Regions from separate parts of the Mus musculus genome. Here region 2 is linked to region 1. The links are chromatin loops, found by intact Hi-C in ENCODE. Cell type or tissue: left cerebral cortex. All regions are shown on one strand. Each heading gives the region's core, and the rest is flanking DNA. Links, peaks and the distances in the headings are about the cores only.

Evidence for each region. A loop is a pair of places that touch in the nucleus more often than their neighbours do. Peaks named below come from ENCODE experiments on the same cell type or tissue, not always from the same donor. Only the 100,000 strongest peaks of a DNase experiment are listed, where the experiment ranks them.
Region 2: a loop joins it to region 1, with 2.8 times the contacts of the local background. A loop is called at or near these places in 4 of 42 quality-filtered maps.

What each region holds. Positions count from the first base shown.
Region 1 is chr17:26,942,452-26,957,523 of GRCm38, forward strand. Syngap1 (synaptic Ras GTPase activating protein 1 homolog (rat)) reads left to right here. Exons shown (of 19, transcript NM_001281491.2): 2 at 2,182-2,303; 3 at 4,182-4,287; 4 at 10,111-10,202; 5 at 10,579-10,700; 6 at 12,477-12,630; 7 at 12,822-12,920; 8 at 14,532-15,072. It overlaps Mir3083 (microRNA 3083), which reads right to left and starts at 5,668; the gene lies at 5,605-5,668. It overlaps Gm51291 (predicted gene, 51291), which reads left to right and starts at 5,609; the gene lies at 5,609-5,665. In left cerebral cortex, for the core only: CTCF peaks have their summits at 4,402 and 6,996; DNase peaks (open chromatin) are centred at 3,545, 3,824, 4,330, 5,002 and 7 more places; H3K4me3 peaks cover 7,177 bases; H3K27ac peaks cover 7,426 bases.
Region 2 is chr17:27,009,884-27,024,955 of GRCm38, forward strand. It overlaps Bak1 (BCL2-antagonist/killer 1), which reads right to left. Exons shown (of 6, transcript NM_007523.3): 3 at 12,859-12,994; 4 at 12,556-12,699; 5 at 11,284-11,464; 6 at 9,929-11,152. The coding sequence ends at 11,048. It also overlaps a transcript of Ggnbp1 not described here. Among named protein-coding and RNA genes, the nearest start is that of Bak1, 11 kb to the right of the region's middle. In left cerebral cortex, for the core only: a CTCF peak has its summit at 9,381 (motif pointing left); DNase peaks (open chromatin) are centred at 7,455, 7,865, 8,125, 8,594 and 3 more places; H3K4me3 peaks cover 981 bases; H3K27ac peaks cover 2,603 bases.

The DNA of each region.
Region 1 (15,072 bases), core at 2,446-10,445:
CTTAATACACCACTGCTGCTCCTGGGCCCCGTGTCTCAGATCCCCTGACAGGTCTCTCTCACTCCCTCTGCCCCATGTTGGCTGAAACCTTCTGGTCCATTCCCTTGCCCTAGGCAAGCAACCACCATCTTTACCATCTTCCTTTTCTCTTAGGTTCACGCTGTTACTTGTCCCTCAGCTCACCCTCTGTTTCCTATCCCACTTCCCATCTTGTCACATGGTCTGTGCTTATTTCCTCTTATTCCCCAACCTGGTGATTCCTCTCTTCTTGTCCCCTCTGCTTCCTGGGGTGATAGAGATTGGGGGGGGGGGTTACCAAAACACAGGTTTTGATCGTTGGAACAGGGCTCTAAGGAATTCCCCCATCTTGGACCCTTGTGGAACTTCTCATTCCAGTAAAAATTTCCCATTTCCCTGTCCTCTGCCATGTTCCATTGCTTCCTAGGGTCATTAGTATTCTTAACTATAGAATCTCTCTGTGTGTGTGTGTGTGTGTGTGTGTGTGTGTGTGTGTGTGTTGTACCTAAGCTAAGATTCCCTGTGTCCCTTTCCTGTTCCCAGTAGAACAGTGTCCCTTGAGGTCTATCCTGCTTGCCCAGCTGCAGCCTAGAGCAGCTCCTCTGTTGTGTTTTGGTTATATGTATTAACAGATTTTTCCCCTGGATACACCATGCGTTGAGATGTACTAGGCCTCAAGTGTTTGTGATCTAAGTTATGGAAGGTTGTTGTTGCTATTGTTGTGCTGGGGCTTTGAATCCTAGTGGGGTTTTTTTTGTTGTTGTTGGTTTTTGAGTTTTTTGTTGTCATTATTGTTTTGGTTTTTTTCCCCGACCACTGAGCTATAATGACCAACCCTGTCAGTGACCTTTGATATTTAGAAAATATGAGTAGAGTTTCCAAGAAAGCATCGAGACAGTGAAATTTTGAAAGCATTGTGAGGTCTAGGCACAATTCCCAGGTGTTTATCTTTCTGTCTGACCTGCAATTTGGGTAAATTTGAGAATGGTGGCCATCATCAGTAAGGGGATGGAGTTTCCTAAAGTTACTCTAGGGCCTGGAATGAAGCTCAAAGGCCAGTTCTCCTGAAACATGCCCAAGTTAATTACCCTGCACAGGTGATAGCCCTGGACTTTTCTTCCTGTGAACATCCTCCAGTTGATCCCTTAAGCCTAGTTTTATCACTCCAATATCACCAATCTAACTCTTCTGACTCCCTGAAGGCCTTTCCTTCACTGTGTCCCCATAAATGGTATGTGGCAACGATGCTATCGAGACAGCAAAGATGGAGCACCTGAGTGTGCATAACTGTTGATCCCATTTTTTTTTTTCTGGAAATTTGTTTATTGTCAGATTTCATCTTGGGAAGTTCCTCTGACATGAGGTGTGGCTGTTCCACTCTTTCCTCCACTCTTTCTAAGTTCCTCAATGTGCCCAGTGACAGCCAGGTGCGGCTGTCAGCTTGTAGAGTTGGCTCCTCCCTATCTATGAAGATTGGGTGGGAAGAGGAGGGCTGACTCCGGAGCCTGCTGTGGACAGAGAGGCCAGACCAGTCTTTGGTCATCGGAGCAGATCCCTGATCCCTGCACAGCCAGATGCAAAGACGAGCTACCTTCCCCTTGGTAACGTCTCCAAAAGGGTGGCCAGGGTAGGAGTAGGGAATTAAGGGAAGAAGAGAGGGGAGGCCTCACGCCTCTCTGAACATATAAGACCCCCCCCCATTCCTTTCTTTCTTCTTAATTGTTTAGTTCTCAGAATCTCATGACTCAAATATGCTTCAGTGCACCATCTTCTTTTCCACAGCTGGGTACCTCATATTCTCCTAAATATGTGAGGCCGCATCCATTGTAAGCAGCTTATTAATGCCCTTCCTCTCTGTGTCTTTTGCCAGTTTCATAAATCTCTACCCCTCAACACTAGTGAACAGGCCGAGTTTTCCCCCTTCTACTGCCCCTAGTAAAGTCCCTCTCTGTCATGTGACTAATTCTCATCTTTGAAGCCACGCTCATCCCCTTCCTGGAACCTCCCATGATGCCACTCAGCATGAAGGACCATCCCCCGACCCAAGACCTCTCCAGGCGGGTGGTGCCCCTTTTCCCTCTCTGCAGACTCTCCTTCCCACTTTAGGTTTCTACACCCAGCGTATAGACCCTCCCTCACTGTCTGTGTGTCTCTGTCCCCCAGATGTACGGGGACCCCCTATGCACCGAACCCAATACGTTCATTCCCCGTACGATCGTCCTGGCTGGAACCCTCGGTTCTGCATCATCTCGGGGAACCAGCTGCTCATGCTGGATGAGGATGAGGTGAGCGGGGTGAGGAGGAGGTGGGGCAAGCGGAGAAGACTGACCACGGAGAGAGGACGATGGGGAGAGTCCTCTTCAGTGAGCGGGAGAGAGAGAGAGAGAGAGCCCTAAGAACAGGAAGGAAAAGAGACAGGAGGTGGGAGGAGGGCGGCCATTGGGGTTGTTGTACACAGCCAAGGTGTTAAGAAGATAGACAACCTTTCTTTGACTTCCACTAGAAGGTCTTTGAGGCCATTGGAAGTGCTGCGGAGGAGCTATGGTTCTGAAGTCGTGAGGGTGCCTACTGATTTCACCCTATCCATATTATGGGGGAAGGAAAGTGAAGAGCTTAAAGCAAGTGAGGAAGGGGGGCCTTCCTTCCTCCAAAGGGGTCCTCAGCTTTCTCCTCCCCGCCTCTCCTAGCTCTTCATCACAGGGCACAGTGCAGGCTAAGACTAGGCGATCCTGAGGAAAGTCAGGAGAAGTGGGAGCGGCTGGAGGGACTGACAGACCACAGGGGTCACTGGATTTTGGCATGAATGGAAACAAAAATGGTGTGAGCTTCAGACTAGGTTTCCTTCTGCCTCTACAGGGAAGGTTGGGTTTCAGGAGAGGACATGGAAGGAAGAGGTAGACAACTGTAGTGTGGGGACCTGTGCACAGGAGCAGGACTTGGACTAGCCAGAGTGAGGAGGTGGAATGGCCAGGGCAGGGCGTCTGGAAGGAGATGGTTAGTGGTCATGTGAGGTCTAAGAGTCTAAAGGGTGTTGGTTCCATAGTAGGAATGGGCCCAATTCTGAAGGGTGAGGCCCCCATTTGTGATTTGGGGAGCCATCTTCAGAGAGTGTAGGGTGCCCCAGTAGAGGCAATGAGAGTTGTGCCTAAACACTGTGGGGGCTGGGCTGGATTTGGGGCTAACCAGGGTGTAGAGGAGCCTTGAAGTCAGGTGAAAATGTGGACAGAGAATGTCCAGATCATGAACTACAAGTGTCTGACAGGGAGCATGGTAATTGGCCGCAGGAGAGGTGGCCTGGTGGACCTAAGTTTGGAATACTGGAAGGCCTTTGAGTGATTTGCTATTGGTCATCAGCCTTGACTAAGGATTTGAAGTCCATTGGGTGGTCTGGGAAAAAGAGCCGATAGGAGTGGGAAGTGCAGCAGTGAGAAGGAAGGAATCAGACATGGAGACAGGGGACCCACTAGCCACCCGAGGCCAACAGGAATAGCCTGTCTGGTAGGAAGGTGGGAGTGGGAAGGCGAAGATGGAGCTGGAAGAATGAAGGCCCTTGGGAGCTAGAATTGGGCGGATGGTGGGGCTGGGGCCTCGTGGGAGTCTAGCTTCTGGTAGGGGTGGAGGTTAGGATGACGACTCCCAGGGGGAGCTGAGGTGAGGCCTAGGGAAAGGTAGAGCTGAGGGGAAGAGGGTAAAGGAAGAAGATGCAAAGGGGGGTGGGGGGAGGTGACCAGGCCTTTTTGGGGGAGGGGAGGTTGGGTCCCAGTCTGGCCGCAAGCCGGGCTGTGGGAGGGAGACAAGCTGTGGAACTGATTATAAATGCAGCTGTGACAAGCTTGAGAGAGAGAAGGGGGCGAGGAAGGTAGGAGGTTGGGAGGGAAGCGGGGGAAAATGGACGAACTGAAGGTCACAGGGAAACCAGACTCAGGAGGTAGCTAACTCCTGTGGATTTGCTGGAAGCGCTAGTGGGGTTTGGGAGAATTCTCTAAACTGTTTGAAGAGAAATGGAGGGAGAGCAGGGAAACGAGAAGTCCCCTCACCAGGGCCAAGGGAAATGGGCAGGGGTGGAAGGGGCAGGTGGGCTGGCAAGGGGCCGGCCTTCCATGAAAGGGGAAAGGAGGGATGGCGCAGGCCCGTGAGGTCTGACACACTCCCCAATCCCCTAGATACACCCCCTTCTGATCCGCGACCGGAGGAGCGAGTCCAGCCGAAACAAACTGCTGAGACGCACCGTCTCTGTGCCAGTGGAGGGGCGGCCCCACGGCGAGCATGGTACGGCGGCCGAGCAGGCTCGTGCCCCGGACAGTCTCGGGGAGCGCGGGCGGGGGCGGAGAGCAGCCGTGATCCCGATCCCGATCCCGAGGACAGGGCGCCCTCGTCCGGGCTGCCGGGCTGCGCGGGGTACCGGGGCTGTTGGTGAGCGGCCCCCGCGCGTCCATACACTGCTTAGCTTTGCTCCCCTTTCCTCTCCAGCAGTGAAGTTTGACTGTTTCCCTGGTGCTTGTAAAAATAATCTGCTTAGATCTTTAGTCTCCTGTCTGTGCTCCTGGCCCAGGCCCTCGCATCCTCCTTCTGAGAACTTGGAATGACCTATTCCCTGCCCTCCCCCAGACCCGAGTCCCGCTCGCAAGCTCCCATCTTTTTCCAGATCTTCAGGCCTGTGGCCTTTCCTTCATCTTTCCCCCTCAATTGATTCCGTTTTCTGCAGTCGTATCACTCCCTATTTTCTTGATTTTCCCCATTCTCATTTTCCATTTCCCCTTGATCCCCGTGTTCCTCCCCTCTGCTCTGGGAACTCCGTCAGACCCCCATCTCCTCACTGTCTCTCCAACTCTCTCCCTCTCTCCATCTGTCTCTTCCCCTTCCTCCTCCCTTCTGCCCCCCACCCCCCTCTTTAGTCATTTAAAAAAAGATTTTTGTCTTCCTCTGAGAAGTTCGCTTAAAAGGTTTCCATGGGAACAGTGAGGGGAGATGAAGGCAGAGAACAGGGATCTGCAGCCAAGGTGCAGAGAGACGCCCTCAGTCCCCGGAAGCCCCCTGCCACTGCCCAGTTCCTCAGCATTTCTCTTCCATGACGCCCACCCAACCCCATGAGACCCCTTTATCCCACCATTTCTTCCTCCCCAGGGTTACAGGCTTCCTTAGAGAACCAGAAGCCCCTGTTATCCAGCCAGCTGCCTGCTGATAGGCCTAGGCCTCACTGCCCTTGGGGGCCAGCTTTGGCACCCCAGGCTGGTGGTCAGGGATGTATGTCACTGTCATGGAAACTGACATGAGGGTGTAGGTAGCACGCTGAGGCTAACCAGGAGGCCGCTGTGGTGAAGAGTGTATAGAGAATGGGTGATGTCTGTCTGTCGAGTCCATGTCAGGCATGTTTTTTGTTTGTGCAGTGTGTACCTGTGTGCACTGGAATGGTAACATGCTCACAGAGCGTGTTTGTCATGTGTCCTGCTGTTGGCAGTTGGCCGCTCTGCCCACACAGTTCTGTTTCCTTAGAGTCCTCAGAGTGCTGAGGCCTTTGGTGTGGGTCTCCTGTGTTTAGGGTGAAGTTAAGGTGGCCTGTAAAGGTTACTGACTGTATTGGGGCTTAGTAAAGGCTGGGAATGTTTCGGAGATATACATATATATCTCTGAAATATTCCCAGCCTTTACTTTATATATATATATATATATATATATATATATATATATATATATATATATATATATATATAGGCAGGGTTTATTAGAAGTTAGTAGGTGGTGAGTGTTTGGAATCTTCTGAGGAAAATAGAATGTGTAAAGGGCATGGAGGATGTGCAGGGGACATAAAGGGTTTTGGGATTGGGGGGGGGGGCTCCACTTTGCAAAGGTGTTTGCTGAGGCTGTGGACGCTCCAGCCCGGGAGAGGTCGCCGGACCTTTGAGGGCATTGGAATCTAGGGCTCCTCCTCTGCTGGGTGGAGCTGCAAACCCTCACTCCCTTCAAGGGTTTCTAGCTCTCTCTTTCTCTCTCTTTTTGGGGGTGGGGGTCCTGTTCACGAGGCGATGATGGGAGGCCTAGTTGGTTTTGGGGGTCCCTCTGTCCCCCTCCCCCGTCTCTCTCGCGCTGTCTCCGGGCGACGGGGCTCGTGACAGAGGCGGCCACGGCAGCAGCGGTCGCCTAGCAACGGCGGCGGGGCCCGGGCAACGGCGGCAGCGGCGGGAGCGGCGGCGGAGGGAGCCGTTCCCGCGGCTGTCACCGCGCGGCCGTCCAGGCCGTCCCGGGCCCCGCCACCGCCCCACCGCGTCGGGCGGCGCGAGCCGGGCCGCCGCCCCCTCTCCCTCCGCACCCGCCCCTCCCCCGCGCAGAGCGGGCCCCTCCCCCATCGGGGGACACCCTCGACCCCCCGGGGGGCGGTGCGAGGTAAGGGCGGGGCCGGGCGGACGAAGCGCGCGCGTGGGGGGCTGCGCGCGTGGGGCGGGGGCGCGCGTGTGCGTGGGTACGGGAGGGGCCTGGGGAGGCCGCGGTGGCGGCGGCGGCGGCGGCAGCTGCTCCCTCCGCATGTTCTCGCTGCATCTTCCGAGTGGGGGGAGTTATGGTAACCGGAGCGGGGGGGGGGGGCAGTAGAGGTCGGGAGGGAGGGGGTCTGGGCAGCTTCCTGCTTGTGACCGCGCGTGGGGGCGGCTGGTGTGAGGGGGTCTTGGAGCCCTACTGGAGGGCCAGCCCTGGTGTTTGCGTATGTGATCTTGACCGTGGTTGTGCCCCTGTGTGTCGGTGCATGTGCACATGGGGCCCAAATCCTCTTGCACACGTGTAGCCAGCACTGTGCAGGTATGTCCTGTCTTGCCCCGCCTCTGCCAGTTAACAGCCTGAGGGCCTGTGGGGCCAGCCACCGGTTTATGGGGCAGTCTGTGGACATACTAATTCATGTCACCTCTGACCCTGAGTGTGCATGTCCCCGGTTGAGGTTGATGTGTAGGAATGTGTGGCTGGCCAAATGAGAATTTTCAGTGTCCCTGGTGGCAGGTGTGTGTCTTTGCATGTGTGTTCCAACACTGGCCTGAGAATCTGTGTCAGTCCCAGCATGGGTGTCCAGGGCGTGTCTGGATGTGGGTGGTGGTATGCCAGTGTTCCGGTGGTGAGGACAAAGTGTGTGAATGGTTCCTTACAGTCTGACTGCATGAAACACCTTTGGACTAGGCAGATATGAGCCTCTCTGCCTGGCCCCTAGATGGGGACAGAAAAGCTTGAAGGGAAAGAAGTGAAGGGGTAGAGGGAAGTAAGGATGAGAGTCACCAAGAGGAGGAGAGCAAAGAGCAAGGGAGAGAGAATGTCTGGAGAATGGGAATCTAAGAGCACTGAGCTGGACTTAGAGAAAAGAGGGCAGAGGACAGGGAAGTTGGGAGGTAGCTGAAGAGCCAGGCCTCTCTGTGGAGCATTCTGAGAGGGTGGAGAGAAGTGGATGCAGGAGGGCCTAGGCTGCCCCGTCTGTAGGAGGCTATCCAGTCACAGAGGCTGCTTCCCAGTGAGGCCTGTCACCACGGAGACTGCAGAGCGTGCCCTCCCCCCAGGTTCTCTGCTCCCTCTCTAGCCCAGCTCCTCATCTTCCTCTGGCACCCTCTCTCCCTGGCTCCCTTTGAGAGCTGTCAGCTGGATATGGAGAAGAAAGGCTACACGTAGGGTAGGGATTTGGGGGATTGGAGGGTAGGAGAAATGTTTGTGGGTGATGTCAAGATTAGAGACATTGGAGAGGCGGAGTCCAAGCCCTTGCTCTGTGTGTGTGTGTGTGTGTGTGTGTGTGTGTGTGTGTGTGTGTGTGCAGGGTGTGTACTGTGTGGGTGTATGCACAATGCCTATGTTACGGGTCTGTGTAGGTGGCTGTTGTGTGTGTGCTTGAGTGTATCTATCATGCAGGGATGGGACATAGAGACCCAGCATGGCAGTGTGTGCTTTTCAGGTTTGCTGTGTGTACATGGCTGTGTGCTTTTCTCTGTCTATGTCACCGCAGGCAGCACTAATGACAGGACACCCCATGTTCCTGTCAGTCTGCCCTCTCCTGTGCTTTTTGCCTCGTTCTTGTGTCAGAGTCCTTGGGAACATGTGTGTGGCCTCCATGCACCTATGACTTATTTTTGAGGTCCTGATATGGTGTGTCTTTCCTCCAGGAACTGTACAAAGCAATTAGCTGATTTTGCCCCCTCTGCAAATGCTTGTAGTTCCAAAAGAAGGTTTTAGTGGATTTAAACTTAAGGCCTCTATGCCTTTATTAGAGATGCATGTGTGTGAAAATAATGGCTGACCCAGGTTCCCTGGAGTGAGAGTAAGGCAGCCATACCTGAGAGATGCAGAAGAGTGGATGAGGAGGGAGCCATGCGGGGCTCTGGGTGACACAAGGCTCACTAACACATTTGCTCCTCATTTTTTTGTTTTATTTGTTCTGTTTTCCTGGTAGCCATCACAGATGCTGGTGATTAGAGTCATGGAAAAGCTAGAAGAAAGCTGGGGGGGGGGGTGTTGAGAGGAGGGAGCTGTCCCGAGTCAATGAATGTGTTTGTACTGTTAATGTGAAGGATGAGTGTTTGTGCTTTATCTGACCATGGTCAGGATGTATGTGTACACGGTGCAGGGGCGACCCAGGGGGCTACAGCCTACTTAAGCATGGGTCTCAGGGTTTACATGTCCATTTATGTAGGGTACTGCCCACATGATGGCCGCAGAGTCCACTCCAGCAGTTCTCATGTGGCTGTCTGAGTTCAAGTGTGTCTACCCCATGGCAGTGCTCACAAATGTCTAGGCATGTGGGGGTCCCCATGCTCAAGGCTGTCTGTACGTCTCCCCGAAGCACATACTTTCCTATTATTTCTCCTAATGCGGCTGTGATATACATGGTTGCTGTATTTTTGTGCTCTACACACGATTCCTGGGAGACTGAGAGGGTTCTCGTCTCGGGATCCAGACTTGCTTGTGTGTGCAAACCTGAATCTGTCCGTAAAAGGAGCAGGGAAGGACCGGCTCTGAGGCAGTGGGCAGTCTGGAAGCAGACATGAAAATGTAGTGGGGTTTTCACTGTTTTCTTCTGGAACCTAGCGGGTTAACAAGCCGTTCTTCCGGTCGCACCCCCCCCCCCCAGCCTGTAGCTTCTTGTTGCCATGGAGATGGTGGCCCCGCCCCTGATGCAGCACCAGCCCCCCCATTGGCTGCAGTGGTGACTGTGGGGCTGAGGGGGGAGCCCAGGCCTGGGCAGCCATTCTGGAGCTGGAGCCGGAGCTTGGCATCCCCCCACTTTCATTCTCCTTCAGCCCTTCGGCCCCTCCAAATTCCCTAGCAGCAGACCTTCGGCTCCCTTCCTCTAAGCTCCTGTTCCTTCGATTCTTGACAGGCTGAGCTTCATCCGCATTCACCTCCCCCCCACCCCCCCTTCTCGCCAGCCTTTACTTGGGAGTCCCCAGAATCCCACTGCCCTTCCTCCCCACTCCCCTGCATTCTTTTCTTCTCCAACCATTCACTAGCACTGCAGTGCACGTGGAACCGGCTCTTCTGCCCGCTCCCTATCGGTCCCTTCCTCCGATCTTCTGTTCCCCTCACTCAGCACAGGTCTCTTCTGAGACCTCCCCCTCCAGTCCTGGGAGGGGGTCATGGGAGGCAGCCCTGGACCTCCAGACAGACAGGGTCTCTGGGAGGTGTGGGGCAGGGGGAGGATGTGCCTAGCTGGGAAAAGAGGAAAGCCCATCCATGGGCAATGACCTTTAACCTATCTCCCCAAGCAAGCCCCTTCTTTTGGGTGGGGGACAGGCAAACTGAGGCTCCCTGGGCCGTGGGTAATCTTCATTAGGGAGGTTTCACTGACCCTCCTGACTATGCCCCCCTGCTGACTGACTGCCTATCCAAGTCATGGGCTTAAGGCCTCCCACCCCGACCCCGTCAGGGGGCTCCGGCTCAGGTTCCTTGCCCCCTCCTTCCCACCGCCAGCCTCTCCGCCGCCGCTGCTCTTCTTGCTGCTTTCCGGGGGGTAGGTGAGGCCGGAGCTGAGGGACCGAGGGAGGTGGCTAATACACTGGCCCAGGGTGGAAGTCGGAACTCATAGTTCCCCAGCCCCTTCCCCAACTTTCTGTTGGGCCCTTTCCTCCCCTCCAGAATACCACTTGGGTCGCTCGAGGAGGAAGAGTGTCCCAGGGGGGAAACAGTACAGCATGGAGGCCGCCCCCGCTGCGCCCTTCCGGCCCTCGGTGAGTGAATGAATGCCAGTGCCTGCCAGATGTGGCTCAGCCTGACCCTATCTCTCCCAGCCCCAGCTGGAGCCCCATGGTTCTGAAAGAGAGGACCAAGGAAGAGTGTGCATGCATCCCCACCTCTTTGGTTTACCCCTTCTTGGCTCTGCCCCCTACTTCTTGGACCAGCCCTCCCACCTTTTCCAGCTAGTTTGTGTGTTTGTGTATCTGCTCACATCATACAGCACCCGTGGGAGCAAGGAAGACAAACTGGTGTCAGGGCTCCTGTCCCCTTTCCTCTTCTCCATGTTCTTCCAGGGATTCCTTGCCAGCTGAGGGTGTCCAGGGAGACTCTGAGCCGCCCCAGTCACCCCTATTCCCATTTGCTCCCCAGCAAGGCTTCCTGAGCCGGAGGCTAAAAAGCTCTATCAAACGTACAAAGTCACAACCCAAACTTGACCGGACCAGCAGCTTTCGACAGATCCTGCCTCGCTTCCGAAGTGCTGACCATGACCGGTAGGTACTGGACCTGAAATTAGATGGGGACTGAGAGGAGTGGGGGATTCCCTGAGAACAAAGGTTAACGGGCTCATGTTGGTCGGGGTGCAAGAGACATCTGAGAGGAGCTGGCCTAAGCCACGAGTAACCAGAAAGAAGTGGTGACAAGGAAGGACCTGCTGAGGCAGGGAAGGAGGCGAAGGTGAAGCCAAGGAGGGCAGGACTCGTGGGGAGGAAGGAAGGTGGCTCCCACCCTGGGTAGGACTAGTGACAGAGCTTACTGGGTGGTGAGAAGAAGCCAATAGGACCCACCCAGGTGGGAGGTGAAGAAGGGCAGGGATTAGGGACAGCAGGCTGGACATGGGTAGCTGGTGTTGAATGAGAAGGATGAGGGCTCTGAGGTCCCAGTAGCAGGGCCAGTGGGGAGCAAGAGAACAATAGGAAAGGTAGCGTCTGGTATGCAGGTAACAGAATGGGGACAAAGGCTGGGGTTAATTCAGGGCCTGAGGAATAAGGAAGGAGACCTGGCTGCTTGCCTTTGTCCTTCTCTGGGCTTCCCCTAGTCCAGTCACTCCCTGGAGAGAGTCTGTCCTTTTCCCTTGTGTCTGGCTGTCCTAGGGACTGAGCAGGGTAGGAAGGTTGGGATCAGGTGAGTCACACCTTTCCCTGCCCCCTTCCAAGTAACCAGTGCTGGATTTGGGGCTGGAGGGGGGGGGGTGAGGGCATGGTATTCCTGGCCGCGGGGGCGGGGGGGGGGGGCGCCGGGGGAGCGTGGTGCTGACGGCAGCCAGAGCCTGTGATGACGGGGCTGCTATAAATAACTTCATGGAGGCTCCCACACCCGAGCTCCCCTCCTGCTTCCCCATGCTCTCCATCTTGGTCCCCTACCCATTTCCACACCACTTGCTATCTATCCTTTCTCCCCTTGCTCGGGTACCTCAGCCCGGCTTGTCCTGTGCTCCCCGCGCAGCACAGCGCAGCGCAGCGCTGTCCTCTGCACAGCACACGCTTGCTCTTCCTTAGCCTTACTGCGCCTGCTTTTGCCCCCTGCTTGCTGTTCTGCCTCCCCTTCTTCCCAAGTCTGCTTTCCAGCCTCTGACCTTTACTCTGCCCCGTCTGCTCCTTTATTTGCCTGGGCCTTTCTCTCTTTATCTCTTGGTTGTACTAAAAACTTACTTCATTTATAGTTTGAATCATAAAATGTTTATTAGGCACTAACTGTGTGCCAGGTCCAAACCAAACATTACTGTATTTCCTCTGTGACTCGAGTCTTTGCTTCCAATTTTTTCCTTTATATTGAGATTCTCATTTCTGGAGTCACCTAGACATGTCCAGGCCATTTTGTTTTTTCTTTCTTCTCTTTTCTTTTCTTTTCTTTTCTTTTCTTTTCTTTTCTTTCCTTTTCTTTTGTTGTTGTTGTTGTTTCGTTTTCGACATGGTTTGTGTTTGTTTTTAAAGATAAGGTCTCACTGTGTGACCCTGGCTAGCCTGGGGCCTGCTATGTAGACCAGGCTGGCCTCAGACTTAACAGGGATCTACCTGTCTCTGCCTCTTGAGTGCTGGGATTAAAGGTGTGTGTTACTACGCCCAGCAGTTCTGAGCTATTTCTAGGTATCCTGAGTATGAGTTGATGCAGATAGGTCTCTTGAAGGGTTTTGGTTCCCCCCTGCGCCCCCCACCCCTACCCCGTACCTCCCACATCCACAGGAGGAGCCTGGGCTTCCTCTGGTGAGCAGAGTCCTCAGTGAGGAGAGAGGACCTTCCCTGATGTTTTTCTGACCCCTGTGCTGCCAGGGCCCGGCTGATGCAGAGCTTCAAGGAGTCACATTCCCACGAGTCCCTGCTGAGTCCCAGTAGTGCTGCTGAGGCCTTGGAGCTCAACCTGGATGAAGACTCCATTATCAAGCCAGTACACAGCTCCATCCTGGGTCAGGAGTTCTGCTTTGAGGTAGTAGCCTTTGTGCTGAGATGGACTGAGTGGGCAGGGATGCAGGAGGGTGGGGCCTCGAGGGCCTGGAGTACGGGCATGTGGAGCTGTCAGGGAAACAGCTGGACCAGGGAGGAAGGTGTGGTGTAGTCTCCAGCCTCTAGGAATCACCCCTCCTTGGAGCCCCACCTCAAATCCACACTCCTCTCCAGGTAACAACATCATCTGGAACAAAATGCTTTGCCTGTCGGTCTGCAGCTGAAAGGGACAAATGGATTGAGAATCTGCAGAGGGCTGTAAAACCCAACAAGGTACTGGGGAAGAAGGGAACCAAGGAGGCTGGGGGCCTAGTGAGCTAAAGGGTGGGGATTTGGAAGGAGGGCCCTGGGGTGACTTCCATTATTCAGAATTCCCCTTTATTCCCTTTTTCCCCCAACTGCTACCTTCCATCATGCTCTACTTCCCTGCCATGAAAGCCATGAGCCAAGGATCTGATGGAAGGCCTCGCTCACACCTCACACCTAATGGGTGGTCTTCCAGCTGCACTCGCAGTACTTTGTGAACCCTGGCTCTCTTTATAAAGTCTACCAAGTACAGTTGGCCTTGGTGACCTCAGGGTCCCCTTGACAGAGCCAAGACTTATGTTCCCTGAGAAAAAGCTGCCAGTCTGTCAGCTGGTCTGACTCCAGTTTGTAGCAGGCTCACAGTCCTGGCCATCTTCCTCTTTTTCCCCCAGGGCCTTTATTAAGAAATCCCACTTAAAATACTAGACACAATCTGAACCACACATGGCCCAGGTACCACACTGCTTTCCACATAGTGCCGTAGCATGTGACTCTCACCAGGAGCTTGGGCCCTCCTCAAGTCAGCCCTCAGCTCACACTGTACTGGCCCTAGTACTTTTTTTTTTTTTTTGAGACAAGGTTTCTCTGTGTAACCCTGGCTGTCCTGGAACTCACTCTGTAGACCAGGCTGACCTTGAACTCAGAAATCCACCTGCCTCCGCCTCCCAAGTGCTGGGATTAAAGGCATGCGCCATCACTGCCCAGCTGTTGGCCCTATGCTTAACGCAAGTATTATTTTGTTTTGCAACATCTGATGTTTCTGTGGGACTTTCTCATTTGTATCTTTGAGGTCTTCCTTACTTAAAAAAAAAAAAATGTTGCAGGCCGTGGTGGCATAGGCCTTAATCCCAGCATAGAAGCAGGTGGATTTCTGTGAGTCCAATCCAGAGTGAGTTCCAGGATAGTCAAAGCTGTGTGGAGCGATCCTGTTTCAAAAAAAAAAAAGTAAATAATCTAAAAACTTCCATATTTACTTGTAGGGGGGGAAACGGGGGAGGTCACAGTGCTCACGTGGAGGCCAGAGCCCCTCCCACTCTGCTGTGGGTCCTAAGGCTCACACTCACACTGGCACCTTCACCAAGGAAGCCATCTTGCTGGCCCTCAGTGCGTTTGACTCATCACCTAAGCATCTCCTAGCATTAATCCTGTAGGAATTCCTTTCTCTGTTAGCATCCAAGGCTGCTGTAAAAAAAGTCACCGTGAACTGAGCCAGCCAAAGCTCTTCTCTCACAGATCAGGGGTCTAAAGTCCAAGATGAGCAAGGCCATGTCAGTTCTGAAAGCTGTCACCTTCAGTCTGTCCCTCTTTACATGGCTAGCTTCCTTCTGTATGTCTCTAATGTGATAAAGTCACCAATTGCTGGATTAAGAGATGACATTAATCAAGTATGCCCTCATCTGAATTGACATCTGCCAGGACACTATTTCTCAGATTCTAGAGAGAAATAATTCGCCACTATTCGAACCCAGTGTACTTACTGCTCTCCTTACGGCCACCATCTTGATCTCGTGTGCTCACTGTCTTTCTGGTGTGTCTGTCTTCACCCTTTTATCTGCCCCAACCACTTCCTCATGCCAGGACAACAGCCGCCGAGTAGATAACGTGCTGAAGCTATGGATCATAGAGGCTCGAGAGCTGCCCCCCAAGAAGAGATATTACTGTGAGCTGTGCCTGGACGACATGCTGTATGCACGAACCACCTCCAAGCCCCGCTCGGCTTCAGGAGACACCGTCTTTTGGGGCGAGCACTTTGAGTTTAACAACCTGCCTGCCGTCCGGGCCCTTCGGCTGCATCTGTACCGTGACTCAGACAAAAAGCGGAAGAAGGACAAGGCTGGCTACGTTGGCCTGGTGACTGTTCCAGTGGCCACCCTAGCTGGGCGCCACTTCACAGAGCAGTGGTACCCCGTGACCTTGCCGACAGGCAGTGGGGGCTCTGGGGGCATGGGCTCGGGGGGAGGAGGAGGGTCAGGGGGTGGCTCAGGGGGCAAAGGGAAAGGAGGTTGTCCTGCTGTGAGACTGAAAGCCCGTTACCAGACGATGAGCATCCTGCCCATGGAGCTGTATAAGGAGTTTGCAGAGTATGTGACCAACCATTACCGGATGCTATGTGCAGTGC
Region 2 (15,072 bases), core at 4,770-12,769, 70 kb after region 1:
CCTCTCCAGCCCTGCCTGTAGTGAGAATTCTGGAATTGTGGTTTAAAAAACAAACAAACAACAAACAAAACAAAACAAGACCCAAATATTATACGAATATGGTTTTGTTTTAACCCAGGTGTGGGGAAATGGGGCTGCTTCGCAGCAGCTGACTGTGATTTATGCCGTGCTCCACCAGAGGCACGGTTTTGCCAGCTGCAGACAGTGTCTGAGATTGTGTGATGTTTGGGATTGTGTAGATAAATGGTAGGACCCCCACCTCCATCCCCGCCCACTGCAAGGTGGAGAGTGGTGGTTGGTGGTCATTTGGGGGAGGGAGGTTGGTTTCAGTGTGTTAGTGGTCATGCTCAAAGAAGAAACAAGAAGAAGGAAATTAGATTTAAGGATCTCTGTCTTCCCCCTCCTCCTCCCCCCCCCCCCCCGCATTCTTCTTTCTCTCCTATCTAGTGATGGGGGGAGGGTGAAACTGGGGGATAAAGGATGGGAAGAAGGACACTTTTACCCTCTTTGGACACCCCGTGGCCACACACACAAGGTGCCTCTTTCTGTGATGGCTCATCCCATTCTTCCTCTAGGTCGGCTCAGATGCTCAAGTTTGACGAGTATGTGTGTGTGAGTATGTGTGTGTACGCTCAAGTGCCATCGTGATTAGAGGACCACTTATGGGGGTCAGCTGTCTCTTAATAAGGATTCTGGGGCTTGGAGGCAAATATCTTTCCCCACGAATCACCCCATGCTCTTCCTTGTTTTTTACATGTTTAGGCGGGCATGGCTTTGGCTGTCCTGGAATTCTCTGTGTAGACCAGGCTGGCCTTAAACTCACAGAGAGCCCCCTGCCTCAGTTATCTGGATGCTGGGATCACAGGAGTGTGTGACTTTGTGGCACAGCACACCAGCATCAGTTCTGATGGTGCAGGTGAGGGCTGGAGCAGGGAGCAGGAGGGGGTCCTTGCATTATAGAATCGTAGGCTACTGGGAGCCATGACGGGACTGTAGCTCTGTTGGTGGAGCAGCTACTTGTAGTGCACAAAGCCTGGATCTGGTTTTCAGGATTCGGTAAGACTCAGCAAGATGGCACCCAAAGAGGGCGCTGACAGTGTTCCACCTCAGCAACTGGGCTTGGTGCCGCATGCCTTTAATCCCGGCACTCGGGAGGCAGTGGCAAGCAGATTTCTGAGTTTCACAGGGTTTCTCTGTGTAGCCCTGGCTGTCCTGGAACTCACTCTGTAGACCAGGCTGGCCTCGAACTCAGAAATCTGCCTGCCTCTGCCTCCCAAGTGCTGGGATTAAAGGTGTGCGCCCCCACGCCTGGCTGGGGGTTTTTTGTTTGTTTGTTTGTTTTTGTTTTTGTTTTTTCGGCCCAGCACACTTACAGACAGTCCCTCAGATGCTGACGTCTGGCCTTAGGACCAATCAGGAACGTCTGAGTTCTCCAGTCCAGCGTGCTTCCTCGTGGGGGAACAATGTGAGACAACTTGCAGGATGATTTTACTTACTTGCCAGATAGACTTCCCATAAATTGGCATGCTGGTTAATTTTAACAGCTTGGAAGTTACATAAACGGCCAACAATAGAGAATCGGTTAAGAATAAAATTCATTATAGTTCCTAAGTATAATGTAAAACTACGTAAAGAACACTAAAAAAAAAAAAGTGTTCTTGTTGGGTGTGGTGCCTATGATCTAGGTGCTCAGGTAAGAGGTAGATAGGATGGAAGAGTTCAAGGCTAGCCTGAGCTACATAATGTGACCAGGACAAGCTGGCCTATAGAGTGAGACCTTGGAGAGAGAGAGAGAGAGGGAGAGAGAGAGAGAGCACCAGGCATGGTAGTGCACACCTTTAATCCCAACGCTTGTGATGCAGAGGCAGGTGAATCTCTGAGAATTTGAGGCCAGCCTTGGCTACAGGGCAAGTTTCAGGAGAGCCAGGGCCACAGAGAAAGAGCTTGTATCTAAAAGCCAAAATAACAAGATAAAAGTGAAAGGGTAGATATTGCCAAAAGAGAAGGTCCCAAAAGGAAGATGGTTTCCCTTTGGAGACATCACAGTGCCTTAGTATAGACTCGGAACTGTCACCAAACACCCAAAAGAAGCAAACTGGGAAAGCTAAATTCTGGATCGGGGTTCGAGAGATGCAGCCCACCCTGGCAGTGGGATGGCCTCACCACCACAGCAGGTGCCACGTGAAGCAGCAGGTCATATCAGGAAGTAGGGATCTAGGGCAGGAAGTAGAGCCTGCCTGCCCATCACCCTGAAGCCCCACCCACACCCAGGGTGGCCAGCTAGACCTCTCTTTCCTCCACAGTTTGAAACAGCGCCACCTGACAGAAATAGGGACTTCTGGTGGAGACTTTAAGAACATGCAGGCACAATAAGTGGTGGTTGTAGTGGGGGTGGGGGGTGGGAGATTTACAGCTCAAGACATAAGGACGGGGCAGCAAAACAGGAAGGAAGGAGCCGTGCTTCTCATCCACGTGCGGATGTGTGTGTGTGTTTGTGTGTGTGTGTGTGTGTGTGTGTGTGTGTGTGTGTGTGTGTGTTTCTGATGGGGTCTCCTGTCACCAGGGTGCCTCCAACTCATGCGTAGCTAAGGATAGCCTTGAATTACTGATCCTTTGATGAGTTGGTTGCTGTGGCTTACCACAGAAACCCTGGTTACAGTAGAGAGGAGCTGATGTGAGCAGTGAGCATTATTAGGAAAGACCCCACGACCTTGGGCAGCTCTGACTGGTGTTAGAGTTGGGGCGCTGCGTTATCAACAGCGCGCTATTGTATTTTTAAAGCTTATTTTGTTTTTAATTATGTGCGCATGTGGGCGCAGACACCCTCAGAGGTCAGAAGAGGGAGTCAGAGCCCCTGGAGCTGGGGGTACAAGGCAGCTGTGACCCCCCTAATGTGCATGCAGGGAACTGAAGTCAGGACCTTCACAATCGCTCTTAACTGCAGCCGATTCTCCACACTCACAATGGAGTCTTGAAGGGACAGAGAGCCTTTAATTCTGAAAGATGAAAGGGGTTTCCGACCCATAAGGTTCCGAGTAAGAGGAGGCGATCTCACATCACGTGATTTAGCCCAGCCTAGCCCACGGGCCAGGAGTCACAAGGCAAGAGAACAGTAGACAAAAGTCAAGTTATAATTCGAGGTTGTCCTCAGTGTAAGTGTCAGGGAGGCTGGGCTTGTTCACAGCTGCAAGTGGGAGGGAGATGACTGAGCTCCGGGAAAGCTGTGAGCCCATTTATCAACCCTGTCCCAGCAGAGGCTGCTGGAGGGGAGGGCCTGATTTCTGAGAGAGAGAAAGGCAGTGAGGAAATCTCTTATCCAACACAGAGACTACATGCAGGCACCACCTTCATGCTCAGAATGTTCTATTTTTGAGACAGCATTGAATGCTGTAGTCCAGGCTGGGCTGGGATTCACAATCCTGCCTCAGTCTCTCAAATAACAGGCTAGCATCCTTCCTTCCTTCCTTCCTTCCTTCCTTCCTTCCTTCCTTCCTTCCTTCCTTCCTCCCTCCCTCCCTCCCTCCCTCCCTTCTTCCCTTCCTTTCATCCTTTCTGTTTATGAGACAGGGTCTCACTATGTGGTGTTGGCTTGGCTGGCCTAGGGCTCACTATGTATATGTAGACCAGCCTGGCCTTGAACTCAGAGATTTGCCTGCATTTGGCTTCTGAGTGTTGGGATTAAAGTCATGCACCACCATGTCCAGCTTTCTTTCTTTTTAAAGATGTATTTATATCTGTGGGTATCTGCAGGTGTGTGACCATGCCTGAGCAGGCCAGAAGTGTGTTAGATCCCCTGGAGCTGTAGTTACAGGTAGTTGGGAACCCAACTTAGGTGCTCTGCAGGGTCAAGTGCTGTCAGCCATCTCTCCTGCTCCTGGTGGGCACCGGGAATGCACAGGCCTTTGCCCTCTTCCCGGGCCTTACTGTGTCACTGAGCATCCTCCTCTTTGTCCTCCTCCTCCTCCTCTTCCTTTTCTTTGGGATGTACTTTGTCACCAAGGCTGGCCTTGAGCTCCTGATCTTCCTGCCTCACTCTCCAAAGCTGAGATCACAAATGAGGATTTATAGATGTACCCTGGCCAGCTCTGTACTGAGAGTTCTGGGACTGAGGTGAGACCCTGGTGCGACCTGACCTGCCACTCATGTAAAGTGGGCTATACTATGCAGCTCTCTCATGGGAAGGATCCAGAGTAGCCAGAGGTGGATGGAGGGCTCTTGCCAGGGACTGATGAGGGGGAGGAGAGCTGTGGAGGCTTGAATGAAGATGTCCTGCCGCCCCCCCCCCCCCCGCCATGGGCTTGGCCCTTAGCTAGTGGAATTGTTGGGAAGGATTAGCAGGGTGGCCTCCTCACTGACCTGGGCTTTTGAACTTTCAAAGCCCACAGCATTCTCAGTTAGCCCCCTCTCAGCCTCCTGTTTATGGATAAGGTGTGAGCACTCAGCTGCTGCCGCAATCCCACACCTGCTGCCAGGTGTGCTGCCAGATGTACTGCCATGGCGTTCCCTCGCCATGACTCTAACACTCTGGAACCATGTGTGTTATGGCTCTCAGAGGAAATGCAGGGATAAAGGGACAGACTTCAGGGTAAGTTCCCCAGGTCACTGTGTTACACGGTCGATGTTAATTAACATGGGAGCCAGCACTTCAGAAAATCTATAGGGAGGTGTGCTGGCTTACACCTGTCACCTCAGTGTTTGGAAAACTGAGGCAGAAGGACTGCCATGACTTTCCGGAATAGTTTGGATTACAGTGTGAAACCATGTCTTAACCAAAAATAAATTAGTAGGCTGGGTTTGGTGTCCCAGCTTTTGGGGTCCCTTGTGCCACCCCGCATATCTATTCCTGGGTGAGAGACTAGAGGCAGGACCAGGAGTGCCACACCAGCTTTGACTATGTAATCAGTTCACAGCCGGATTGAGTAGCATAAAGCCCTGTTGTGTTTGACAACGATGACAATGATGACAACGATGATGATGACGACGACGACGACGACGACCAGTCTAGCTTTGTCCTAATAGAAAGTCACCACTATTAACACTATTAGTTCCATTCCAATGGCAAAGGAAGAAACTGAGGCAGGAGAGGAAGGAAAAATGAGGACATGGGAAGGGAAAGCCACCTAAACAGTGACAGATAAAGAGAATCTCATAAACAGGCAAACAGGATTACTTTAACCCCTGCACTAAGAGGCAGAGGCAGGTGGATTTCTATGAGTTCAAGGTCAGCCTGGTCTACATAGAGACCCTGTATCAAAAACAAAGAGAAAAAGATTAAGAATCCTGTTAAAGCTAGGCAGTGGTGGCGCATGCCTTTAATCCCAGCACTCAGGAGGCAGAGGCAAGTGGATTTCTGTGTTCGAGGCCAGCCTGGTCTACAAAGTGAGTTCCAGGACAGCCAGGGCTATACAGAGAAACCCTAACTCGAAAAACCAAAAAAGAAAAAAAAAAAAAAAAAGAATCCTGTTGAGGGCTGACATGCTCAGTGGATAGAGGCACCAGCTGTAGAAACTGCACACCATACTCTGATACCGAGTAATGGAAAGAAAGGTGTCCTTTGACTTCCACATGTCTTGATTGCATGTATGTCTCCCCTGTAAGTGATACATATAACAACTTTTTATTTGATCCTTTGAAGAATACAACTTTAAAATTATCGAAGTTATGTAAGTAGCTGTTGATGTGACATTTTTGTTAGCTTGGTTTTCTGAGACAGGGTTTCTCTGTGTAGCCCTGGCTGTCCTGGAACTCACTCTTGTAGACCAGGCTGGCCTCGAACTCAGAAATCCGCCTGCCTCTGCCTCCCAAGTGTTGGGATCAAAGGCGTGCACCTCCATTGCCCGGCTGGTGTGACATGTTAAAAGGACAGTTTCTCAGGGCTGGACAGATGGTTCAGAGGTTAAAGGCATTTGCTAATCTTGGAAAGAACTTCAGTTAGGTTCCCAGTACCCATGTTGGGCAGTTTAGAGCCAGTTCCAGGAGATCTGATGCCCTCTTCTACACCAACACACACACACACACACACACACACACACACTCATATGTGCTTAATTAAAAAAAAATCAGACCATAGTCGGGTGTGATGGCACATGCCTTTAATCCCAGCACTCAGTCCCAGCCGGCAGGAACACACAGATCTCTATGAGTTCAAGGCCAGGCTAGTGTACATCATTATACAGTCCACACAGTGAGGCCCTGTCTCAAAAGTGAGCACCATCACCGTCACCAACAGTGAAACAGCTGCGGATATAGCCTACACAGTTGAATGATGGTCTTAATTTTTTTTTTCTTTTGGTTTTTATTTTGTTGGTTTTGGTCTTTTGAGTCAGGGTTTCTTTGTGTAGCCTTGCCTCTATTGGAACTATCACAATAAACCAGGACTCCAACTCAGAGATCTGCCTGCCTCTGCATCTTGAGTGCTGGGATGAAAGTTTTGGGTCACCACCGCCAGACAACAGTAAAACATTTTTCTAGTATTCATGAGACCCTGTGTGGAATTCCCCAACATTGAGAAAAAAATCTTGGCAGAGCCTGGTGGGCCATGCCTTTAATCTAAGATCCTGTCTCCAAAATAAACAAACAAATAAAAATGTAAACAAAAAAAATCTGTTTCCAAGGCTGGACCTGTCTAAAGTCTCAATTCCCAGTACTTAGAGGTAGAGGCAAGAAGATAAAGAATTCAAGATCATTTTTGACACAGCAAGTTCAAGGCCACATTGTACCCTGTTCTCTCTCTCTCCTGATATATATATATATAAATTATAAATTTAAAGTCATACTTTCATAAATTCTTAAGTTTAACTTGCATATGCTGATGTCCTATTTAGAATTCTCATACATTTTGTATACTAACATATACCATTTGTGTAATGAAAGAGGTATAACTTGTCCTTTGATTGGTGTTCAGTTAGCCTGTGGGCCGACATACGAATTTGCTTGAACATCACCCACATCATTTACAAACTTAGCTAATTAGGTTCTTGTAAATATTTAAACTCTGTTTACAAATTTAACATACTTGATTTTATTTTCCAAGCACACATCCCTCACGGGACACATTTACAAGTCAAATGAGAAAAAGTTTTAGGCACTGAAACATTTTCAAAGAACTCTATCATTCGCTGTTTAGTTTATGTATACGTGGTGTGAGCTGCACGTGTGGAGGTCAGAGGGCAATTATGGAGAATCCTGTGGTTCCCAGGGGTGGGTCTCAGGGCATTGTGCTCTCCAGCGGGCGTCTTTACCGGCCCTAATTTTATTTTTTAATTACGTATACATGCGTGCTTGGTGGTCTGGTATGTGCACACAAAGCAGATGTCCTTGGAATCCAGAGAGAGGGCATCGGATCCAGTCGAGTTGGAACTAGAGACTGCTATAAGCTGCCTGTTGTGGGCGCTGGGAACTGAACTCAGATCTCTGCCAGAGCAGTCACTGCTCATAACTGCTGGGTCATCTCTGCAGCTACGGCCTTTTTGAAACAGGGACTCACACCCACCAAGCACTTGCATTAGTATCTAGTTCTTTACCTTTTCAGTCCTTGGGCTGGAATCCTCTACATTTTAAGTATATACAGTAGTGGGTGGATGTAGAGGACTCTGAGTAATTTGGGGGAAGGGAGGGCATTTTCCAATTAAACTGTTGGGATAGATACCCAATGACCTAAAATGTGCCCCCCCCCCTTTTTTTTGAGACGGGGCTCTCAGCGTAGCTTAGGCTGACCTCAAACTCGCTATGAAATCCAGATGTATTTGGTGTAAAGAAGGTACAATTTCAGGAGACCCACAAATGTTGAAGCGTAGGAGTGTGTGCTCTAGATTTAACCGCGGCACCTGCAGGGTCCATCTGCGCCCAGCAGCCTCTCAGCCTCTCAGCTTCTTTCTTACGCTGCCTCTCCTAACTTCAATCGCCCTCTGGTTTGGGCAGCTCCAGAAAGTAACTGGGGGCCAGGTTTGGGGTAACCTCATCTTGTTAGGTGTGGAGGGGGCCAGAGAAGTCAAAGCTCCAAACCTGGGGCTCACCTTCTTTGCAGATGGAGATGACTGACTCCTAACCTTTGGTTTCCAAATTCGAGAATGGCTAGAACAACTTAGCTCCCTGGCTCCGCCCACAAAGGGGCACGCATGCGCGCATGCGTGTGAAGCCTCACCGGCCACCTTGAACTCGGGCAGCCCACTCACCTTCAGACTGTGGTCTCAACGGGGAAGACCAGAGAGTTGCCTCGACGTTGTTCACCTAAATCCGTGGCGGGCATGTGCTCACGAGCCCGGCGACCCTCTCGTCCTGCCTCCAGGTAAAACCTCGAGCTAGTAACCTTATGGAAAGTTCTAGCTCGATGCTTTTGTTAACCACGTGACTCTAAAAAGGCACTTGCCTTTCTAGGAGGTGGGAGTCTAACGCACCCACCCATCACATATCATTCCAGTATCAAAAAGTTCTCAGTATACACCATAGTACACGGCGCCTTAAGTGTTAGCTTTGAGCTCAGCATGGCGGTTCCAAACATTTTTCCAGCCCCCAGTACCTGTGGGCACACAGAAGGCAGGGAGAGGTCAGAGCCAACCCAGCCCAGTGGAAGTGCAGCTTCACCAGGCCCCTTGGACCGGCAGGTCTTGTGATGGGCTGGGGAGGGTGTCAGAAACACAAACCGGGGTGCCCAGGGCTAAAGAGAAAAAGGAATCTTTGTGAATTTCGGAACGTTTTAACGCCCCCAGCTTGTTATTTTTATCCACCCCCACCCCCACCCCCGGCTGCCTCTCTGTAGGGGCTCCCATGCAACATCAAAACTCCTAGGATCAAAAAAGCCCAGCGTGTGTGTGTGTGTGTGTGTGTGTGTGTGTGTGTGTGTGTGTGTCTGTAGGGACATAGGGAATCTGGATCTGGAACATTATGTCCCAGGCAGAGTGTGAAAAGGGGCCTTAAGGGCCGGCGTGGGCTGTGGCTCCTGTAGAGAGGTAGCCTTTGGGGTCCCTGGAGTGGTGCACTTTCCCATTCAGCTCCCCAGCCAAGGGATCCCTGACTTTCCTTGCGGTCAGAAGCTGCCTGGACTACAAAGAAATAAGAGAGCCATGAGATGTTTAGCGGGCCTGGCAACGAGTTTGCTTTCCAGGTCCCAAATGGTAGGAGAGAACTGATTTACTGATTTCCACTCAGTGCCATCTGACTACACACACACACACACACACACACACACACACACACACACAGTGGCACGTGTAGCCCTACCATACGTGCACAGAAAAAAAAAAAAAAGGAATTACATGGGACTGGAGAGATGGCTCAGCAGTTAAGAGCACTGACTGCTCTTCCTGAGGTCCCTAGTTCAAATTCCAGCAACCACATGGTGGCTCACAACCATTTATAATGAGATCTGATGCCCTCTTCTGGTGTGTCTGAAGACAGCTAGTGTACTTACATTAAATAAATAAATAAGGCAGGCGTAGTAGTGCACACCTTTAATCCCAGCACTCGGGAGGCAGAGATAGGCAGATTTCTGAGTTCGAGGCCAGCCTGGTCTACAAAGTGAGCTCCAGGACAGCCAGGGCTATACAGAGAAACCCTGTCTCAAAAAACCTAAATAAATAAATAAATAACTGATGTAAGGGGTGAAGAGCCGGGGTCATTACAAAGGATTGGTTGGGATTTGTCCTGGTTTTCCAACCATCTGCAGATTCATAACCCAGGATCTTTTTTTTCTATTTTTTTTTAACTTCTCACTTTGGCCCCGCTCACTCCAGCCCAAAGATTTAAGAGCAGTCAGTGCTCTTAACTGCTGAGCCGTCTCTCCAGCCCCAACTGCAGCTTCATACTTCAGGATCTTGCGATCTCGGCATGAGAACCTATGTAGCGCGGAGCTGGGATTACAGCAGTGTGTCCAGCTTCCTGCAGTCTAACATAGGACAGTCAGTGGAGTGTAAAGATGCCAGGCGAGGTGTTGGGGGCATTGCACAGTTTATTTCCAGACACAGAGCACCCTCTGCCTCCCCCTCTTCCCCGATACATTTGGCTTAATCAAAACTTCTCACCCCTATGTTGTGCAAGACAGAGAAAAACACCCACCCCACCCAACCCGAGGAGGACCTAGGCAGACAAGGAGTGAAGGTGGGGTTCAAGTAATCATAGGTTCCGGGGAGGAACTGCACCCAGGTCCACAGTTGCTTCTGCTGGAGTAGTTCTCTAGTGTGGACACCTCCAAAGAGTGCCCACCCCCTCCCCTGTCATAGTGGCTGAGTCTGAGGCTCTGTCCGTCCGTCTGTCAGGAAGGCCTCCGCCCCAGCAGGCAGGCTCACCTGAGAGCCCTGGGGAGAAAGTGGCGTCTTCCCCTACCCACTAGGTTGGGAGCACGGGTCAGGAAGGACACAGGATTGGAGAGCCTGATGGATGTGTTCAGACAGCTGTGGTCTGAACTCTCACCTCTGCCCTCACTCTGGGCTCAGAATCCCTGAGAGTCCAGCCGCCAAGGCAAAAATGGATGGATTGGGGTAGGAGATAGGAGGGGAGGGGGTGTGGGGGGTAGGGTTGGGGAAATGGACGATGAGGTGGGGGTGAAGTAGGTCATGCAGTCTCCTACAGTTGGTCTTGGGAGCCAATGTAGGGAGGGCAAGGATTGTGCTCAGGTCTCTTCTCAAGGGCTGACCTTCCAAAGTAGCAGGAGTGTTGGGAACACAGGTTCGAACCACCAGTCCCCAAGCCCTCCATGTTCTGACTTTGGGCACAGTGGAGAAAAAGGGTGGATTGTATCTAAAGGGTAGTATAAAAACAAACCTAGTTTTCTGGGAATTAGTGGCCCAGCCTCTCCATCCCCCACCCACCCCCCCCAGTGCGTCAGTCAGTGCCTCTGAGACAGGATGGGGTTCAGTAGCACCATGCAATGTTGGGGTATTGATGACCCCTGGGCGGTGGCTCTCCAAATCAGGGGTGCCTGTTTGCTAAAGCGTCTTTGCCCTGGGGAGGAAGGAGAGGACTGTTGGGGTGGGGGGTAGGGGGTGGGGTAGGGAGAGAGGTTTAGTCCAGCCAGGCACGTGGCTGGGGCCCCAGTGGGGCTCCCCGGGAGTCATGATCTGAAGAATCTGTGTACCACGAATTGGCCCAACAGAACCACACCAAAAATCACCATTACGGTCAGGATGGGGTCTCTACGAAAATTCAGGGCTGCCACCTGTCAGGAAAAAAAAACAGGGTGGGTTATAGTGGCCTGGCCGGGCAGCCCCTGCAGCAGGGGGGTGGGGGGTGGGGGTAGGGGGTGTGATGGGGGGTGGGGGGTGGGACATCCCAAGCCCAGGCACTCACCCAACCGCCTCTCTGTGCGATCCATCTGGCGATGTAATGATGCAGTATGATATCAGCCAAAAAGCAGGTCACCTGGCCCAGGAAGCCGGTCAAACCACGCTGGTAGACGTACAGGGCCAGACGGTAGCCAAAGCCCAGGAGAGCCACCACGCGGCCCCAGCTGATGCCACTCTTAAATAGGCTGTGGGCAAAGAGTTTTTTCATAAGTCACGGAGAGCCTGCCTTGGGAGACCCGGTCCTTTCCTTCTTCCTCTACCCGACCTCCACCCCTCCACCACCAGATGGGAAGCTACACGGCTAAGCTGCCAGGACAGGTCAGAAAGTCTGCCTTGGCCTGGCTGCCCGTCAGGAAGAGCCTGGCTTTCTAGGAAAGGAGACAGCCTAGTGAGGGAGGGGTGATGTGATGAGCTGGCTGCATGGCGAGGGGGGGGGGGAGAAGGAAGGGTGGGGGGAGCTGAGAGGGAAGAGCGACCAGATGAGGTGACAGGGAGATTACCTGTGCATGTTGCTGCTGGCCTGGCAGCCCGAGGGACAGCAGAGAGAAAAGGACAGAAGAGATTACGACAGATCCCCAAATCACAGGGGACGGAGTGGGGCCTGAGGACAGGGACAGGATGTGCCACCTCTGTACTTAAACTTGCCGCCTGCTTCTACATCAACTACCACCTTGAGATCTACCCTGACGCTGACTCCCTGGTGTAAGGAAAGGACATTGCTCGGTGGCACATGATTGATCCTAGCACTTGCAAGGCCGAAGCTGGATGATAAGAGTTCAAGGCCAGCCAGGGCTACATGAGACTTAATGGGGCTGGAGAGCTGGCTCAGCGGTTAGCAATACTGGCTGCTCTTTCAGAAGACCTGGTTTCAATTCTCAGCACCCACATGGTGGCTCATGACGGTCTGTAAACTCTAGCTCCAGCCTTCTGGCCCCATTGGGCACTAGGCACGCAGGTTGGTGCGCACATATACATGCACGCTAAACACCCAGACACAGAAGATAAAGATCAGACAACAGAACTCAAGCCAACTTGGATGTGGCGTCAAAGCAGGGACACTGACTTCCGGTCCTTTCCCTGTTCCCTAGGTTTCACAGTGGTAGCCTATGGCAGGCTGGGATGCGGTATCAGGTGGCCTCTTAGAAGCCATCCAGTTGCAATTGGGCTGGCGGAAGTTGGTATGTTCACCCTGACACCATTCCTCAGCTGGGGAGCCCATCCTATGGAGCGTCTGAGTCTGCGTCATGCGTCTGCGGGGTGGAGGATGGGCTGGTACCTGGAGGCGATCTTGGTGAAGAGTTCGTAGGCATTCCCGGCTGTGGGCTGAAGCTGTTCTAGTAAATTCTGGAACTCTGTGTCGTAGCGCCGGTTAATATCATCTCCGATGAGAGCAAGCTGCCGACCCACCTGACCCAAGATGCTGTAGGGATGAGCATCAGTCAGAGAGCTGGAATTCTGCACTGGGAACCGGGCTCAGGGCAGAGGGGCGCCTCCATGGGGTGGGGGCAGACTTTCCACCTAGCCCTGTCTGAAGGTCTGATAGGGCTCCCAGGACTTGTACCCCAAGGCTGGAGCTTACCTGTTGGGTTCCAGGGGCAAGTTGTCCATCTCGGGGTTGGCAGGGGCGGCCGCCCCCTGGGTCTCCTGTTCCTGCTGGTGGAGGTAAAAAACGTAGCTTCGAAAGACCTCCTCTGTGTCCTGGGCAACCTGCTGTTCTGCAGATCAGAACTGGGGGTCAGCAAAGGCAAGCTGTCCCAAGCACCCTCCTTGGACGCATCCCCACCCCCACTCTCACCCCCATGTGAGCATTCAGCCCGCATGAGAGTTAGTCCTGGCACATGAGGGAGCTCCAGCCTACAGATGGGGAAACTGAGGCACGGGGGTGGGGGTGGGGGGCTAAGCCATGTATACAGGGGTCATGCGGCCTGGACAACTGGGAGGAATTGTTTGTTGTCTTGGTTGTCAGCTTGGTAAGAGTCACCTCTGGGCAGGTCCTACTGTGTTTGCCAGAAAGACTGAAGAAGGGAGGGCCTTCCTCACAGTGAGCGCACCTTCCAGTTGCAGTGCCGCTGCCTGCCCTCCCCCACTGCCTGCCCTCCCCCGCTGCCTGCCCTCCCCCACTGCCTCCCCTCCCTCACTGCCTGCCCTCCCCCACCCACTTGCCCACACTTACTGCCCTCCCCCAATGCTTGCCCTCCCCTACTGCCTGTCCACAGTCACTGCCCTACTGCCTGTCCACAGTCACTGCCTGCCCTCCCCAAACATACCTGTCTACACTCACTTCCTGCCCTCCCCCACTGCCTGCCCTCCCCCATGCCCATCCACCCCACTGCCTGTGGGTAAGTACTGCATCTCGCTGTTGCTGCTTTCCTTGTTATCAGCACCCAGCTGCCCCAGCCTTCTGCTGTGCAGAGACCCAGGGCTGTCCAGGAACCCTTCAGGGCTTTGACACCAGACTGGGACTTCTGGGGTTTGTGCCTTGTGACCAAGCAGCTGCCAGGTTCTTGGCCACCCCAGCATGTAGATGGCCTTCGCTGGACAGCTCGGGCCCGGCCAGGATCCTAATCAAACAAGTCCCCTTGTCATCTCTGCCCGCTCTCGGTTCTGCTCTTCGGAAGAGCCTGTTGCAGAATGACAGCCCAGAACTGGGCTCTGTGGTGGGAGTTCTGGTTTCTTTAACCCCCGAGTTGGGCTCTATGGATGCTTGTGTTTTAATCCAGGCGTGGGATGGGCGGCTTCTTCAGACTGTCCACAGCAGCTGACCATGAAGTTTCCTGCTCTAGTGGGGCATGACTTGTGCCAGCTGAAGATAGATGAATTTTGGGGACTCTGGAGAGCCCCAAGAGGGCCTGTGGCAGCTGCTGCTGGTTCATTGCGTTTGCTACCCCTGGACTGCTGGATATCCTGACGACAAAGATTGGCCTTTCCCCAAGGAACCCAACCACCCTGACCAGCAGGAAGTAGTGTATTTTGTTGACTGAAAGAGGTCTATGCCCCCTTTCTTGTCTAACTTTCTTTCTCTCCTACCTAATGTTGGAGGGTTGAAAGGAATTAGGGTGGAAAGGGATGTAGCCTTCTATAGGTTACTTCAAACTGATTAGGGTCAGTGGGTTTCTTGGGGCAGGTCCAATCTTCCTTGTTTGAATATCCAGCAGTCCAACAGTAGCAAATGCAGTAACAAGGGGGGCAGCTGCCGCCGCCGCCACAGACTCTCTTGCAGAACTCTCGAATTTATAACCTCTCCAGAGTCCCCAGAACTAAACTATCTGCAGCTGGCAAAAATCACATCTCCCCAGAGCACAAGACAATCCTAGTTAGCAGCTAGGGACGGAGTGAAGCAGCCCCTTATCCTACACCTGGGATTCAAATGAAAACATATTCACATAACATAACTTTAAAAAAATGAATTTCAAGATTTATGTTCATATATATGAGTACTCTGTTTGCGCATATGCCTTCACGATAGAAGAGGGCATTGGATCCCATTACAGAGAGTTGTGAGCCACCATGTGGTTGCTAGGAACTGAACTCAGGACCTCTGAGAGCAGCCAGTGCCCTTAAACACTGAGCCATCTCTCCGACCCACGTAACTGGGTTTTTGTTTTTTGTCTTTTTGGGTTTTTTGTTTGTTTGTTTGTTTTTGGTTTTTTGAGACAGGGTTTCTCTATGTAGCCCTGGCTGTCCTGGAACTCACTCTGTAGACCAGGCTGGACTTGAACTCAGAAATCCGCCTGCCTCTGCCTCCCAGTGCTGGGATTAAAGACGTGCGCCACCACTGCCCAGCTATAACTGG